Regions from separate parts of the Mus musculus genome. Here region 1 is linked to region 2. The links are chromatin loops, found by intact Hi-C in ENCODE. Cell type or tissue: gastrocnemius. All regions are shown on one strand. Links, peaks and the distances in the headings refer to the core of each region. The heading gives the core; the rest is flanking DNA.

The links. Peaks named below come from ENCODE experiments on the same cell type or tissue, not always from the same donor. Only the 100,000 strongest peaks of a DNase experiment are listed, where the experiment ranks them.
Region 1: it touches region 2 in a loop (6-fold over the local background); 36 of 42 quality-filtered maps call a loop at or near these places.

Annotation. Positions count from the first base shown.
Region 1 is chr11:67,024,615-67,032,943 of GRCm38, forward strand. It overlaps Tmem220 (transmembrane protein 220), which reads left to right and starts at 540. Exons shown (of 6, transcript NM_001291042.1): 1 at 540-657; 2 at 1,295-1,324; 3 at 5,352-5,412; 4 at 6,448-6,571; 5 at 7,567-7,626. The coding sequence starts at 565. In gastrocnemius, for the core only: a CTCF peak has its summit at 341 (motif pointing right); a DNase peak (open chromatin) is centred at 481; H3K4me3 peaks cover 1,041 bases; H3K27ac peaks cover 735 bases.
Region 2 is chr11:67,076,975-67,085,303 of GRCm38, forward strand. Myh3 (myosin, heavy polypeptide 3, skeletal muscle, embryonic) reads left to right here and starts at 1,326. Exons shown (of 41, transcript NM_001099635.1): 1 at 1,326-1,350; 2 at 2,165-2,175; 3 at 3,017-3,228; 4 at 5,308-5,451; 5 at 5,877-6,033; 6 at 6,425-6,452; 7 at 6,776-6,884; 8 at 7,101-7,193; 9 at 7,821-7,884; 10 at 7,969-8,067. The coding sequence starts at 3,025. In gastrocnemius, for the core only: a CTCF peak has its summit at 3,447 (motif pointing left); DNase peaks (open chromatin) are centred at 650 and 3,423.

The DNA.
Region 1 (8,329 bases), core at 236-8,235, 52 kb before region 2:
ACAAAAACAAAAACAAAACCTAACCAGAACACGCGCGCTAGCGCGTCCTTTTTCTTTTCCTTTCTCTTCTTCATTTGCGTTTCTGGTTTGTTCTGTTGTGTTTGTTTTGTTTCTTTCATTTGCTTTGTTTGTTTGTTTGTTTGTTTGTTTTGTTTTGTTTTTTCGAGACAGGGTTTCTCTGTGTAGCCCTGGCTGTCCTGGAACTCACTTTGTAGACCAGGCCTGCCTCTACCTCCCGAGTGCTGGGATTAAAGGCGTGCGCCACCACGCCCGGCTTCATTTGCTTTTTTAATGAGAGAAAGAATAAGGGAAAAGAAAGGCACATGCCAATGATACACTTTATCCACTAGAGAGCGCCGCAAGACCGTTCTAGACCTGAGGAGGGCGGGGAGGGAAGAAGGGCTCGCCTCGCCCTTGTATCCCCGCTCCCGCTGTCTGAGCCCTGCCCCTTGTCCCTCCCCCACCTACTACGCCCCGCCCCTCCTGGGTACCGCCCCGCTAGCCCAGCCTCGCCCTCTGGCCACGCCCCTCTGGGGCCTGTCCTGCTCCTCCGGCTTCCAGGTCATGGCGCCAGCAGTGGCTACTTGGGCTCCCGGCTTGTGGCGGGCCTGCAACGCACTCATGGCAGCTTTCTTCGCCCTGGCCGCTGTGGTGCAGGTCAGGCGGGCTGAGGAGGGCTGGCAGAGGGACCGCGAAGCCTGGGCGACCAGTTCTCAGGGTGGAGCCGAATTGGGACCCACAGAGTCCTTTCAAGCAGAAAGAACATGGATGAATATGTGTAGTTAGGCAACGCACTCAGAGCTTGACCTAGCGGCCCCGCGTGCAAGTTTGTGCAGCCGGTCACTTAGAAAGGGGCCCAGAACCGCAGCTCTGACACCTTTTCGAATCTTCAGCCTCAGTGAGATGGGTTTTAGCGCCTGGGAGGAAAGTGGAAATAGAATAGACAGCATCCTTACCCTTCCTAGACCTCTTCCTGATCATCCTCAGGGTGACTGCCCTCGTATCTTGGGACCTAGGATTTTCATATACACTATAATAGTTCTTAGGAAATCCCAAGCAGTTATTTTCAAAAGATGCATGGCTGGGTGGTTAGATCTACCTGTTGTGTTCAACCGAGAGGAGAGTCCCTGCTGCCATCGGGATGTGCAGACTGCTAAACTAGCTCATGGTGTTATGTACCCTGAGCCCATTGTAGCGCCTAGTTCTTCGCAATGAATAGTAAACACAAGGCCAGACCAGACAGAGGATACATGGATCTAATGTGAGCTAACACCTTGACGTTTTGACATTCTAGGTAAACGATCCAGATGCAGAGTTGTGGGTGGTGAGTATGAGCTACTTGCAAAACGTTCCTCCATTTGACACGACTACACTCTGATCCTGGGACTCTTGTCTAAAACCCAGAAATTAATACCTCTGTGAGCTCATGTCCCTAATTTTTCGCATCGGAGGGGGAAATCACTCTGATCATATAACTGATGGAGATGTGAATTCTGAACTTTCTGTAGACACGAAAGTCTTTCTGCAGAGAGAGCTTATACCAGCGACTCCCACTTCCCATGACTACACCGGGCATGACAGTAAGAGCTCCTGTCTTTGCTAAGGACTTACAACATGCTAGTCATTTGACATACATTATGCTAACCTTTATGACAGCCGTAACAAGGATGTGTGCCGGTTATATCCATCTGTGACTTTTGTTCTCAGACAACAATAGACCGTCTTGGAGGCAGACTGCACAGTATCACTGAGAAACTCATTCTTGGGTTTGGGGACAGTGTTCACTGTATAGAGAGCAGTGAGTGAGAACACCAGGAATGCAGAGCTGAGTTCTAGCCTGGTTTGAATGTTGGTGCAGTAGAACCATGGCCTGAAACTGCTTGTTATCCAGAGTCCCCTCTCCCCAAATTAGATGACCTCCTCAGCATTTTGCTCCATAGCCTGAGTTCACAATCATATCTCATATATCCCCTCAGGAAGCTCCATGTTGATTCTCTAAAAGATGGCTCCAAATAGCCACCAGCACCACCATGCTGCTCTGTGAAACCTGTCTGGGATCCCACAGAACACCTCCTCCCTAAGCCTCGTCCACCTCCTGACTGACCCAGCAATTTCTGTTCTCAGCAGAGCTACTAGGCATCTTCACTCAATACCTGTTGCCTTTAACATCACTGCCCTGAGATGCTGTCAAAAGTAAAAAAAGAATTCAGCAGCATCCATTCTAGGCATAGGTACATGCACAGTGCCTGAGTACCCTACCTTTGCTCGTTCCCACTCAGCCCTCCCTTACTTCCCCTGAAGACAGCCTTATAACTCTTCTATCTGCCTCCTGCCTCCTCTGCCTCTACAACACTGTCCGCTTTCAAACCCTTTGTTGTTTCCCAAGCTAAGTCGGAGCTCCTCCATTTGGTCTTTAGCCCCACCATAGCATGGCCCATCCCACATTTCCAGCATTGTCTTTGGAGTCTAGTCCAGAAATGATGGCAAATGGGCCTTGCCCCTAGCCTGCCTGCTGCTGTGTGCCCAGGCTCCCAGGACTGTCTCAGATGCCATCTCAGTCGCTCTGCCTCTTTCCAGGAGGATCTGACCATCCTTCCTGATCTCTTATTGTAGCAATAACTCCTTTGGCTGATGCTCTGGGCAGCCAGCTTCCAGAAGGACAGGGACATGGTCTCCATCTTCTTAGGAGCCTTGTATAAAGTTTCCTCGTAAAGATCCTCCCGAGGGAAGTACAGAAGGAATGGATGCACAGATGAACAGTACTATGTTGCTTTCTGCACTTTGGAAACTAGGTCTTCGCCCAGCTCCTTCCCACAGTCCCTGCTGTACCTTGTTCATGGAGGCTACTTGCATCACAGAGGCAAATACTGGGATGTGGATTATAACAACAGGTTATAGAAATACAGAACATATCACGTAAGAAACGAAGCGTTCCATAATTAAAGAAAGAAAGAAAGAAAGAAAGAAAGAAAGAAAGAAAGAAAGAAAGAAAGAAAGAAAGAAACTCTGGTGGTCACTTGGTGGTCAAGAGTGGCATGAAGGAATAGGGCTTTCTCTTCTCAGCCTTCCTCATGTTTATTGAATAGCTTCTGCAGCTGCAGACCTCTCTAAGCCCCAGAGGAGTATACCCAATGCGTGAGGAGTCAAAGCAGGAGCGAGATAGGTTTCCTCCTGGGCTTCCATCCCTCCAGTTACAGACAAAATGTTTCCCAAGAAGTCCCTTGGACAGGTGGCATTTGGTTTGCACAAATCAGCATGCCGTGTTGTTATTAGAGTCTCGGTGTGATTTATATGCAACCATACCTTGTTAAAATGCCTTGTATGGCATTAACTTGGCCCTGGGAGACACCGCCTTACCTATATTCCTGGACATGACCATTTTTGCAATGGATGAGAATTAGGGACAAGTCCAGGGTACTCAATGACTTTACAAATTAAATTCTGTTAAGTGGATACTATGATACCTTTAGTTTTTCCATTGGTTAAAAATAATAATAATAATGAAGGACTGGCAAAATGACTCAGTGGGTAAAGTTGCTTGCCCAGAAGCCTAAAGCCTGATTTTGGTCCTAGGGACCCATGAAGAGAATGGACTCCACAGAGGTGTCCTCTGACCACTACCACTTAGATCCTACACACATGCATATACACAGATGCACACGCATTCATTCATAAATTAATAAGCTAACTGCATTTACTAAATCCCAAAAGTATCAGAAGAGAACATTATAAGTGAATTATACCGGGTTCATATTTTTACTGAGCCTTGTTTTTTTGTTTTGTTTCATTTTTGGTTTTCAAGACAGGGTTTCTCTGTGTAGCCCTGGCTGTCCTGGAACTCACTCTGTAGATTAGGCTGGTCTTAAACTCAGAGATTAGCCTGCCTCTGCCTCCCAAATGCTGGGTTTAAAGTCGTGGGCTACCATTGTTGTAACGTGTGTACTAGAAGCAGTTCTTTTCCATCTCTCCACCCCCAGCTTTTTTCATCTTCTCCGATTATCGACAGGGCAAAGCATTTTCATACGGATTATTATATCACAGTTGCTGTGAGAGACTCAAAGGATCGATTTCTTCATATAAAGCAGTAGAATAAGGCTGTGTAGTGTTGAGACAGACATGCAGACATTTGCGTGCACATTTTTAAAATCTATGCAGAACATTTCCCACAGAGCACCGTTGGGTATTGTATGGTGTGTGCTCATTAATGGTCTTCTGTCTCTGATTGCCTCTGTCTGCCTCACTCCCGAGTAGCTGAATCATATAGTTATCCGTGTGGAATGGGTCTCACCCGTGGCCCCTCACCCCTTAAGTGTGTCCTTGGAAGAGCAGCAGTGTTCTATCCAGGGACTTGTCAGAAAGACAGCACGCTGAGACCTACTACAGACCTCCCCGCTCAGCACAAGACCCATGCTAAAGACCCTCAAGGAGCATGCCTGCCCCTCTGTCAGAGACAACCTGACTTGCAGGTATCAACTGGCTGACATTCCAGTCACCAGCTTGGATGGAGCAGGAAACACTAACACAGACTTTCAGATCCAAGGTGAAAACCAGCCACTTGAAACAACAGTTCTTCTGGTCATTTCCAAAGAGACTGAAGGTTTCTGCTCTACACACTGAAACTGTTATGGTGAAGTAGCCCCCTGTCTTGGAAAGTCTCCAAGTTTTATGAATCTATTCTCCCTTCTTGCCTTCGGCTACACACACACACACACACACACACACACACACACCGCCAGAGTCTGTTTCTTACAATAAAGCTCGAGAATGGGACCTTTTCAGGGCCAGTCTTTCCAATTCCGTTTCCTAAATGAACAACCTTGTCTCAGTACTGGGCATGTCAGACCCACACATCATTTGGATGCTTTCTGTGACCTCACGTGTACAACTGGAATACTGAGTCACATGGTCCATGGGGGGGTCCAGCCTAGCAGGGCCATCTGGCCATCCATGAACTGTATTTTCAGAGGATGCTCTTTTATGTAATCAAGGACGGTCACCCTGGGTATGGAAGTTGCTTGGGAGAAACTGGGAGGCCAGCATTGATGAAACACTGCTCAGAGTTACAGCTTGGGGGTCCGAAGCATCTCCTGGAAGAGCTGATGGAGGGAGGTGATGCGGTGATGAGGTCATACTAGCAGAACTACCACATCCTCCGTGACTTACTGAAACAGAGGAAAATCCCTCAGCTTGGGGACTGCAGACCACACTTTTATTTGCTAGATGGTCTGGAATGTATCACATGTTGAGTATACTCCTGTCTTCGGTTCTGGGGATGAGGATGGTCGAGACTGGGCTAACGCCCCCACGTTTGAGCACCCCTCCTCACCCTCACACTTCCTTTTTGTTAACAGGTGGTGTACATGATCCCAGCAGTGCTTACCCTGCTTGTTGGGTTTAATCCTCTTGTCACAGGTATGAATGGCAGATTCTACACGAAGGTTCAGCAAATCGGAGTTCTTAGAACAGTGGGAATCTACCTGACCAACTCCCAAGAGAAACAGGGTTCCAGGCATCTCACCTTGCTTCTGATAATGAGTCGTTCCTTTTCACCTCCAGTCTCGGTCCTAGACCATCCTAGGGAGACTTGCCCAGCTCTGGGCATACTAACCATTATCAACTATGATTCGAGACCTCTGGCACCCATTGCTGTTTATGAGATTGAGTTTGGGCTGGAGAGATGGCTCAGTGGTTAAGAGCACTGACTGCTCTTCCAAAGGTCCTGAGTTCAATTCCCAGCAACCACATGGTGGCTCACAACCATCTGTAAAGAGACTGAGTTCATATGGGAGAAGAGTTTGGTCTCTACACTGGCTTCTTAAAGCTCCAGCTAATGTTAGATCAGACGGGCAGCAATCACCGTGGCAATCATGTCTTCTCGGACTCGGGGGCAATCATTGCCTGTTGCATAGTTTTCTTCTTTCTAATCCAGATCAGCTCATTTATTTATACATATTTTATAATTTATACATATTTTTATACATTTATACATATTTTTAGAGAAACACCACTCTTGTTGCTAACTACTTTCTTCTTTGAAATGCAGTCACAATGTATGTATAGAAACTGTCACTTGTGTATAGAAAGTGCCTAACGTGTCTGTAATACACCTCTACATTTTTCATTAGTACATGTTTCCCCTTCCAATCTCCCTGCGCTTAGTTCTTACAGCAATGTATGGTGTGCTTTTATGTGTTCCCCTATTTGGTGCAAGCTAATCTTACACGCAAGCACGTGCTTCATGCCTCTTTGCATAAGCTCACACGTATTATTCCACCAAGCTAAGCAACAGAAAGTGGAGAGGCCAGGTGCCAGTGACAGGGGCAAGTGGCGTGGGAAGGGTGGCTCTCCAAAGAAAATGAAGTATTATAAAGCAAGTATGAGAGAAGAACGCCAGCGCCTCCTTCTGGATCCGACCTGACTAACAGCCGCAGGATCATCCGTTTGTAGGCAACTTCATCTGGAAGAGTGTGTCTGCGATACACATGCTGTTCTGTGCGCTGTGGGCTGGCGGCTTGGCGTACCACTTCTTGCTTCACGCAAAGCAGAACCTCCTAAATGAGGAAGAAGGCAGGTGAGCAGGGGTGTTTGCCCTTTGGAGGGGTGGGGCAGACCTGAGTCATTCATTCTTTACGACAGCAGCTTCCCGGTGCATGATGATGCTATAGCTCCCCCAACTGTACTAGGAGGAGCAGGGACAGTAACAGCCATTATCAGGTGAAGAAAGTGTGACTTCAAACCTGGCATTGCTTCCTGCACTCCATCATACCAGCTCTCATAGCCGTACCAATTCCACATTACTTTCGTGCAGGTGAACCTTGACCTCCCTGTAACTAGCAAGAGCGTACATAGTACAGTAAGGCTCCAGTCTGATAAGCTGGGGACAGCATCCTGAGTCACTCAGGGCAGTCTCTGCCAGCCTTGCTTAATGTGTCACATGCCATCCCCTCTCTTGGTCAGAACCATTTAGTCCTAGTTTATTACCCTTCCTTTGTTTGGCTCCCAGCCTTACTAAGAGACCGTTTCTGTTTTTTTCTACCCTGTTTCTGGTGTCTGCTGGCACAATGCTCCAGAGACTTGCATGTTAGGTGCCACTGACAGGGTGTGGTTTGTTCTGGACTCTAACCTATGTAATCTGGAGAGATGGCCAAGCTGGACCTGCAGATGGGGATGTACACTAGATGGGTTGAGTCACCTCCAGCTTTGAAGCCCAGGAATCAGGGTGGACTCGAAGTAGAGCCTCCAGTGACAGTGACAACAGGCCTGTTCTTCAGTTAATGCAAGAGGCACACATCCCTGACACACAACTCCACAAGCACATTTTCCTTAACATTATTAGTCTGATGAGCACCACAGCTACTCTCCCTGCCGTCTCCCTCAGCTCTCACAGTGTTTAGATTTCATATTTGTTTGAGTCGATGCAGAGCACCGATTCCCTTTAAAAAACATGACACTAACCACGAATGAAGCCTCAGTCTGTTTGGGGGAGGGGCTGCACCTCTGCGAGTGATGTGCAGTGGGGGGTGGAGGCAGGAGCCACTTCATGATGTGAAACACGGTGTTTTCCAGGGAGCTGTCTGGCCTGGTGATTGTCACAGCATGGATGGCCCTGTGCCACAGCTCATCCAAGTAAGTTCACCATATCAGTAAAAACCAAGGGATCAGGGCCTGGAGAGATGGCTCAGAGGTTAAGAGCACTGGCTGCTTTTCCAAAGGACCTGAGTTCAATTCCCAACATCCACACAGTAGATTATAGACATCTGTTAGCTCCAGGCCCAGGGGATCTGAGGTCCTCTTCTGGCTTCCACAGGAGCCAGGCACACAAGTGGCACACAGACAAATATGTAGGCAAAACACTCACACACATAAAATAAATTTTTTGACTCAACTGTATTTGAAATTTCCAAATGTACATCGTTGTTAATGGTCTCCACGTTGATCACACCACGTTCAAAGAATATACTTTGTAGGACATAAGTTCTTTGAAAAATATGTGGGGGTATTTTATGGCTGAAACGATAGAACACCAGGTATACATGTGGTGCTCTTACATACATGTTAGCTAGTACTCATACACGTAAAGTAAAAATAAATCTTAGAGCAACTACAGACTGATAATACAGTCAATGTCAATCTTTGGCCTACACACACACACACACACACACACACACAGAGAGAGAGAGAGAGAGAGATACACAGACAGAGAGAGAGATACACAGACAGAGAGACAGAGAGACACATACACACACACATACACAGAGAGAGACAGAAAGAGACACATGCATACATACATGCACAGACACACACAGAGAGACATATGCACACACAGAGA
Region 2 (8,329 bases), core at 287-8,286:
TAAATCTTGGAAGGGAATGTGTGAAGGCTGTATGACTCATTGCCCACAAAATGGTTTATGTTGGGGAAAGACTATCTTCCGATTCCACTCTGCCTTTTTGAAGAGTCCTCAATAGGAAAGAACATACAGAGGATGTTTAATAATGGTCCCTATGGCCGGGCGGTGGTGGTGCATGCCTTTAATCCCAGTACTTGGGAGGCAGAGGCAGGCAGATTTCTGAGTTCGAGGTCAGCCTGGTCTACAAAGTGAGTTCCAGGACAGCCAGGGATACACAGAGAAACCCTGTCTCGAAAAAAATAATGGTCCCTATGAAGACTTTGGTCCTGCTTTCTCCCTTCTTCCCTTACCAGTGTATGGGTAGGCTGTAAGAGGACAGTCCATATTCTCAAATGGGATGTATTGGCATGAAGTTCTCTATTAAATGAACAACCATGACCCCATACAACTCAGACCCTCACCACAAAGACTGGACCAGGAAAGAGAGGAATGGAAATGGACAAAAATGTCAACTGTACCTTAATTCTCTTGTTAAGGTTTAATTTTCCAGTCCTGATTTAGAAATGACAGCATCTGTTAGGCGATACCCATCCCCCCTTTCTCTTCAGGCCACTACCGTTCCCCTCGCCCCCTATCTAGGCTGGCAGCTGGCCTTTCCTAATTGGTAATATGTCTTGATAACCACAGGCCCCTAAGCAGCTGTCACTGTGAACATGGGCTGGTGGCATAGCTCCCTGTCATTTACTTGCTTGTTGGTCCTGCTAGTGCTTAAGAAAGGATTAAGTAAATAATTATAGTAATGAGACAGAAAGTAATGAGGGGAAGGAGAGAGATGGAGAAGGAGAAAAAAAAAACTATAATCCAACTGCACAAGTTTTACAGAGTTTGGCTCATAACCGTGAGGGGACTTCAACAAGTTCAATTCTACTTTATCTTCGATGAGCTTTCTAAGCAAATAGCACAACTGTGTGTCCCCTGTTCCCAAGTGGTAGTGGCTTCAGCTGATTTCAGGGTGGGATGGCCTGCAGGATGGAGCCAGGTAGGGGCTCCTAAAGCAAAGGAGATCCCATTGTGCTAGGTGGAGAAGCTACAGCCCTGAGTTCACAGAGCAAGGCATCTCAAATTCCCAGCTTTCTACAGTTGGAAAAAATGGTTTCGGACCCTGCTCATTTCTATATATACTTTTCCCTTGGCAACGGCGAAAAATACGTGTGGAGGGGGCCAGTTCTCAGCCTGTGGTGTCAGTCATTCTCTTTCCAAATATAGAGGAAGAATGAGCCCAGGGGGTTAGTGGTGGCCTATAAAAGCCCAGGGGGCAGCTCTCCTCTATGCTTCTCTCTGTCACAGTCAGAGGTAAGTCTTACACTTTCCTAGTATCTCTGTGGCATTTACTGCTTCTAGACCTGATTCGGCCACTGCCCTGGACTGTGGCCCTCCCTGGCTTTGTTATAGCAGGCAAGCCTCTTTTCTCTTCTCAAGGCGTTCTCAAGGAATACAGTAGAGTGAGATGCGAGACCCAAGAGCCCAGCATCCCACTGCCTCTAGCAGATCATCGAAGCTGGGGTCCTGCCCACCCTTTCTTTTCTCTGCTTGGGAAGGATCCTGTTGGACAGGCATGGGCCTGTCCACCATGGCTCCATGTTCTCCTGTTGCCTCTCTGATCCACAGAATGAACAGGGGACTCTGTGTTTCCTACCTGGACGCTATACCTGCTGGGTGTTTAGTGGCCTCAAGACTACATGTTTGCTTAACAGGTTTAAATTAGCCAATCTCAGCATCGTCTCCATTTTCAGATAACCAGGAGGCCTGTCCCCACCCGCTAACAGAAGCTTTTATTGGCAGGGACTCAGTCCATTTAGAATCCCTGCCCTGTTCACAATGAAGGATCTTGCAGTCTGAAGAAATTGTCAGAGTGGGCTGGAGGAGCCAACCTGCCAGGCAGTTGGTAGTTATGCCTAGCTGTAGACTATGATCTGTCTGCAGTCCTAGGGCTTGCCTCAGAGCTAAGGATCTTTCTGACTGTCTAGTCCTTTGTGTGTCTTAGTTGAGCCTCACCAAGGTCTGGTTCGTCACAGAAGCAGACATCACGGTGGCCACTAAACTCTGTGTGCATGCTCTTGCAGGTCCCATACGTCCACAACTGCTGCTGCTCTCTGCTGTCCTGCAGGTGTGACTCAGGTGAGCATTGGGGCCACATCCCAGAGCTTCAGGAAGTCTTCAGGTAAACCCAGATCACCCATTGCCCCCTCATGCCTGTGCCCCCGAGGAGTTACAGAGCTTAACGGAGAAGTGCAGGCTTCATCCTCAGGGGTGCGGCTAGAGGTTCCCATCTATTCTCTATGGTGGTTTGTTGTTCCTTTGTTTTTTGAGACAGGATCTCACTGTGTAGCCCCAGATGGCATTGAACTCTCTAGGTAGACCAGGCTGGCTTCAGACTCACAGAGATCCACCTGTCGCAGCCTCCGAAGTTCTGGGACTAAAGGCATAGACCACCATGCCTGGCCTTCAGTCTATTCTTAGCATGGGAGGCAGAAACCATGTCGATTCAAAACAGTTCAAAGCTGTCTCTGCCATTTTCTGCTTAGTATTCTCTCTTTAAGGAATTCTTTTACCTTTTTTTTTTCATGGAATGCCTTTACTTCTTTTTTTTTTTTCATGGTATTTAATTTTGAATGTTCTGTTTGCTCTACCCGTGCTTCTCAGAAAAGGAAGACATAGTGTCAAAAGTGGCATTTCAAAGGCCCCTTCACCAGGCTGAAAGAATGGAGATGCTTGGAGTAAATAGATTCTGTCTAAGCCCGTGGCATTCATTAGCAACTCAACAAATATGAGCGGATTATATTCCCAGTGCTGAACCCTTGTGTGAAGCGCCACTGGGCATGGAGCAGGCCAGACCTCCTTGACCCCGTCTGAGAGGCTTCCATTCATTGCAGGGTGGCAGGTTGATACTAGGATGGGCAGGAGGCTGCCAGCTGCCAGCCCAGGGAGCAGCTGGGCTGACCCGTGGTTTGTTTTGCAGCCGACACCATGAGTAGCGACACCGAGATGGAAGTGTTTGGCATAGCTGCACCTTTCCTCCGCAAGTCGGAAAAGGAGAGGATCGAAGCTCAGAACCAGCCCTTTGATGCCAAAACCTACTGCTTTGTGGTTGACTCAAAGGAAGAATATGTCAAGGGGAAAATTAAGAGTAGCCAGGATGGGAAAGTCACTGTGGAGACAGAAGACAGCAGGGTAAGGCACTTGCTCTTTCTCTTTCTCAGCACTGACCCAAGCTCCTCACTCACAGGGCTTTGCATAAGCATATACCCCTCCTCCACTCATTTCAGGAGCCAGAGCCTGGGTCTGGAATTCAGCATCTGAAACAATGCAGGCATCCCAGACGCTAGGAGAAAGCAAAATGCCCTAGCCTCTGTCGAAGGATGAGAGATGGGCCCCCTAGTGGCTGGCTAAAGCATTTAATTTTGGGTGTCTTTTATCACTGTATTGTTCTGGGCCAGAGAACCAGCCTCACTGTCTCAAGGGTTGGGTGCTTTTAGAACGCCCACCCTTTGTAGGTTTGCCTAACTCTGTCAGTGGTCATCTAAGCAAGGAAGAAAGGGTGATGTATAAGGGATCCTAAAAGGCAACAAGGTCAAAGAACCAGGCTCTCTGTATCTGGCGTGGGATGGGCAACTTAGTTCGCTATCTTCTGTGGGAGGAAGGGACGAATTTGGGGTTTTAGAAAATCCCAAATCTGGAAATGTTACAAGGAAGAAAACAAAAGACCTGTGGGTATGGCTCAGTGATAGAACACTGGGCTGGCATATGCAAAGTCCTGCATTCAATCACCACATTCAACCACCACGTGTGTAAGGGTGTGTGTGATGGAGGCAGAAGAAGAGACAGGAGCAGAAAAAACGCAAGAGACAAAATGGCGTCATTCGGTGGGACAGGGAGAAAATGGGCAGCGCCCACATGGAAGCTCTCAGAAGGAAGGCGTCTCCTCATATCTCAGATTAAAATCTGAGAATGGGCTTCCAGAGCAGGACAGAAGACAGGAGTTAGACTCATCGTAGGATTTTCACGGGCTCTAGGGAGAACATGCCTGAGAAGCGGCAAGAGAGCCCACGGCCCAAGTGGGTTAAGGGAGGGAAGAAGATAGCTCCGTGGCCCACAGTGCTCAGGACCGGCTATTTCCAGAGTCACTCCTAAAGAGAAAGGAGGGCAGGGGCTGACAGCCCCACCTGCAGGGCCTCAGGCTCTCCACAGAGGACAGACCCAGGTGGAAGTCTTCCTCTCAAAACAGAGCTCCAGGGACACTGCAAAAGGGAAGGATGGGCCAGTGGCTTTTCCCCCAAAGCAGGGAAGGTGGTAAAGGAAGTAGGATGGGGCGTGAATCTCAGCGCTGGACAGCTGCTTCTACATAGAGGGGTGTGGTTCTCTGGGCTGGACGTCTGCTTTGCATAGACGGGGGCGTGGCTCTCAGGGCTGAATGGCTGCTTTACCTAGACGGGGGCGTGGCTCTCAGGGCTAGATGGGGGGGGGGGGCTTTACAGAGACGGGGGCGTGGTTCTCAGGGCTGGACAGCTGCTTCTATAGGGCAGTGAAGTTAGCAGGCTCTGTGGGCACTAGCCCAGGGCTACAGTGCCTCTCTCATTCTCTGTTGTTTCCGGTCAGCCCTGCTGCAGACTTGCTCTTTTCTCTGAGCAGGTAGGAGAGCTACAGGGACAACCAACGCTATAGCCAAACACCTTCCTTTGCTCCAATTCTGTGTCACAGCACCCCACCCCCACCCCCGCCCCAGTTAGTCCTCAGAAATCTTCCTTCATCACATTGGTCACCATCCCACAACCCCAGACCCAAGAGAAAGACAGAGAGACAGAGAGAGAGGGACAGAGAGACAGAGAGACATAATGAGAGACAGAAAGACACACACAGAGTGACAGAGAGACACAAAGAGAGACAGAGAGACAGAATCAATAGTCCTGAGTAGATTTCATTCACCAATAGAAATCGCTTCTTTATGAGTTATTAAAAGAAGTCTGGGATAATTGTAAAGACAACACACACACATATATTACATATATAATAGATGTATATATGTATATACATGTATGTATGTATGTATGTATTTTTTCTCTCCCATAGACCTATGTGAGAGCAGACCACTCACTTTCCCACTGCCACCTGCCATCATAACCTGACTTTCCCTCACTGTCACCAGGCATTTCCTCTGCTCATCTGGACTGCAGTCTCTCCTAGGGTGCCAGACACCCTCAGCAGTCCGATGGCTGGGGAACATTAGATAAGCCCCAGGCTCTTCCCTTTCAGACCCTGGTGGTTAAGCCAGAGGACGTGTATGCCATGAACCCACCCAAGTTTGACAAGATTGAGGACATGGCCATGCTGACCCACCTGAACGAGCCCGCTGTGCTGTACAACCTCAAGGACCGATACACGTCCTGGATGATCTACGTGAGTGGCTACTACCCAACAGGCTATGCTGGGACATCAGCTGGGGGGCAGAGGAGTGGGGGAGGGTGTCTTCAAAGATTCCTGTTATCTGGCTGAAAGAGAGGAGGTGAAGTAGAGAAGTGAATGACCAGAAAAGCCAGAGATGAATGGGATGGGGAGGGGAGGGGCTGGAGGAAGGGAGGTAGAAAGGGGGGAAGTGGAGGAGGAGCTAAGGTTGGGAGGAGGAGCCCCAAAGAGTAAGAAAGCTGAGCATGGTATTAGTTGTGGGAGGACTGGTTGCTTCCTTCCTTGAATTTCAGTTACTTCATTCATCAATAGAAATCATGATTTCTTTATGAGTAATCAAAAGAAGCCTGGGATATTAGTAAAGGCAACACACACACATATCATATCATATATATATATTATTTTTTCCCCTCCCATAGACCTATTCAGGCCTCTTCTGTGTCACTGTCAACCCCTACAAATGGCTGCCAGTGTACAACCCCGAGGTGGTGGACGGCTACCGAGGCAAAAAACGCCAGGAGGCTCCGCCCCACATCTTCTCCATCTCCGACAACGCCTACCAGTTCATGCTGACTGGTGTGTTTTTGAGAAGGAAGTATGGGTGCAGAGAGTGGGCGCTAGACAGACTCCGGGGCACGCTGGTGTGAGGCCCTTAGAGAAGGAGGGGCAAGACGGAAATGAGGCTTACATTTAGCACACATATGGGTTAGGCCATAGGAGAGCGTATTCTTATGGATCAGAAGCAAAGACTGACCATCTCGGAGGTCAGAGGATGAGAAGAGGCCTCATTTTTCAGCAAGGGCTTGGCTTCTCTGAGTCTCGTTCTCAGGAAACCCCCATCTATGACTAAGCAGACAAACAAACATGTAAATAAATCAAGGGAGAAGGAGCTAAAACCCCAGTTTGCATGGCAGGTAGGAAACTCTTTGGGCACAGCCATCAGCTCTGCTTTCTTCCCCTCTCACAGATCGTGAGAACCAGTCTATCCTGATCACGTGAGTATCTCTGCCTAGAGAGACTTCTCAGCTGGGGCCGTGGATGTATCCCTCGGCTCTGATCGTTAGACAGTGCTTAGAGTAAATCCCCTGGTGAAAAGACAGGTTGGGGGTGGGTTTAAAAAAAAAAAAAAGCCTCAGAGAACTACTAGTATCCATGCTTGTATTAACTAAGACTGCAGCCCAGGTCCTCTACCCCTCTGTGTGATGGCTCATATTCCCTTGATGTGTGTGCCAGATGTGTTGAAGACCACTGGATGACATCTTAAGGTGCTGGCTTATGAACAGGGCTAATTTCTCTGTCTTTCCATCCTTCTAAATAGCGGAGAATCCGGGGCCGGGAAGACGGTGAACACCAAGCGGGTCATCCAGTACTTTGCAACAATTGCAGCCACTGGGGACCTTGCCAAGAAGAAGGACTCCAAAATGAAGGTGGGGACGGGAGCAAGGAAAGAGCGTGGGCTAGGGTGGGAGAGCGTGAAGGATAGCGTGGGGTTGACCGTGGGTCGATTGGTCGTTGAGTCGTCAAGTCACCGGAGCATCCAGGAATCGAGGCAGGCAGGAAAAGCAGAGCCAGTGACGATTCTTTAGATGAGGATTACGTGGCTTACAAACGCATTTCCCCTACCTCCTGGATTTCTTGCTTAGGGGACGCTGGAGGATCAAATTATCAGCGCTAACCCCCTGCTGGAGGCCTTTGGGAACGCCAAGACCGTGAGGAACGACAACTCGTCTCGCTTTGTGAGTCTGCCCTGATAGGCTCTTCTTTTCAGCCTGCGGGACAGTCCTAGTGCCGGGGCTTGGGGAACTTAGCGCCCGGTGGGAAGAGACAGCGAAAAAAGCAAACGCACAGGCCACGTGAATGTGAGGCTCAAAACCCCAAGGCTGTAACTGAGAAATTGGGGACCAGGTCCCCAACAGATAGGGCTGGCCGGTAAGGGCTTTCTTTCTGGGGGGTTGGGTACGGGAGCCAAAGCTGCAGGGTAAGGAAGGGTTGAGGGGAAGAGCGCTCCCCAGGGTTGGACGCTGTGTGGAGCACTCCTGCAGAGGTTCCATGTGGCAGGTGGGGAGGCAGAAGATGGAGAAGAGACTCTTCACTAACAAGCACATTAACCCTGAGGAAGACTTTGGGTTTTGTCTTAAGCACAGTAGGAAGGATTCTGTAATCAGGGAAATGACACCGTTTAGCACTCGGGTTATTTCATTAATGAGATCTGGGAAGTCCAGGAAGAGGGAGACACACCAAATGGAAGAAGAAGGGACAGGAGGGAAGACTACTGAGGGAAGGGCTTCTAGGGGCAGTGCTCAGGAATCCAGAGGAAGTTCCCCAGTCATGGAAGGATCCGGTCTCCTTCTCCCTCTATGCAGGGCAAGTTCATCCGCATCCATTTTGGCACCACTGGGAAGCTGGCTTCTGCAGATATTGAAACTTGTAAGTATGCCCACTGGGATAGGTGGAGCCTCTGAGCCTTGGGGAGCATTGTGAACCCTGACGGACCCTGTGCTTCTGTTCCAGATCTGCTGGAAAAGTCCAGAGTCACCTTCCAGCTGAAGGCTGAGAGAAGCTACCACATCTTCTACCAGATTCTCTCCAACAAGAAACCTGAGCTGATTGGTGAGCTGTTAGGGATAGAGTTGGTGTGGAGGGGATAAAGTCACCCTTTGGGCAGACCCAGGAGAGTTAGTTGTACCTGTAGGTGACTCTGCAGCCAATGCAGATTTATATCAGCCATGGGATATGGCTCTTTTGGGCAACAACTGTATCGACTTTTAAAATTATGTAGTATTTTTGTGACTGTGTATGGAGTTGCATGTGTTGTCTGCACACACACACACATATGTGCATGCCGAGGCCTGAGAATGACACGGGGTGTCTT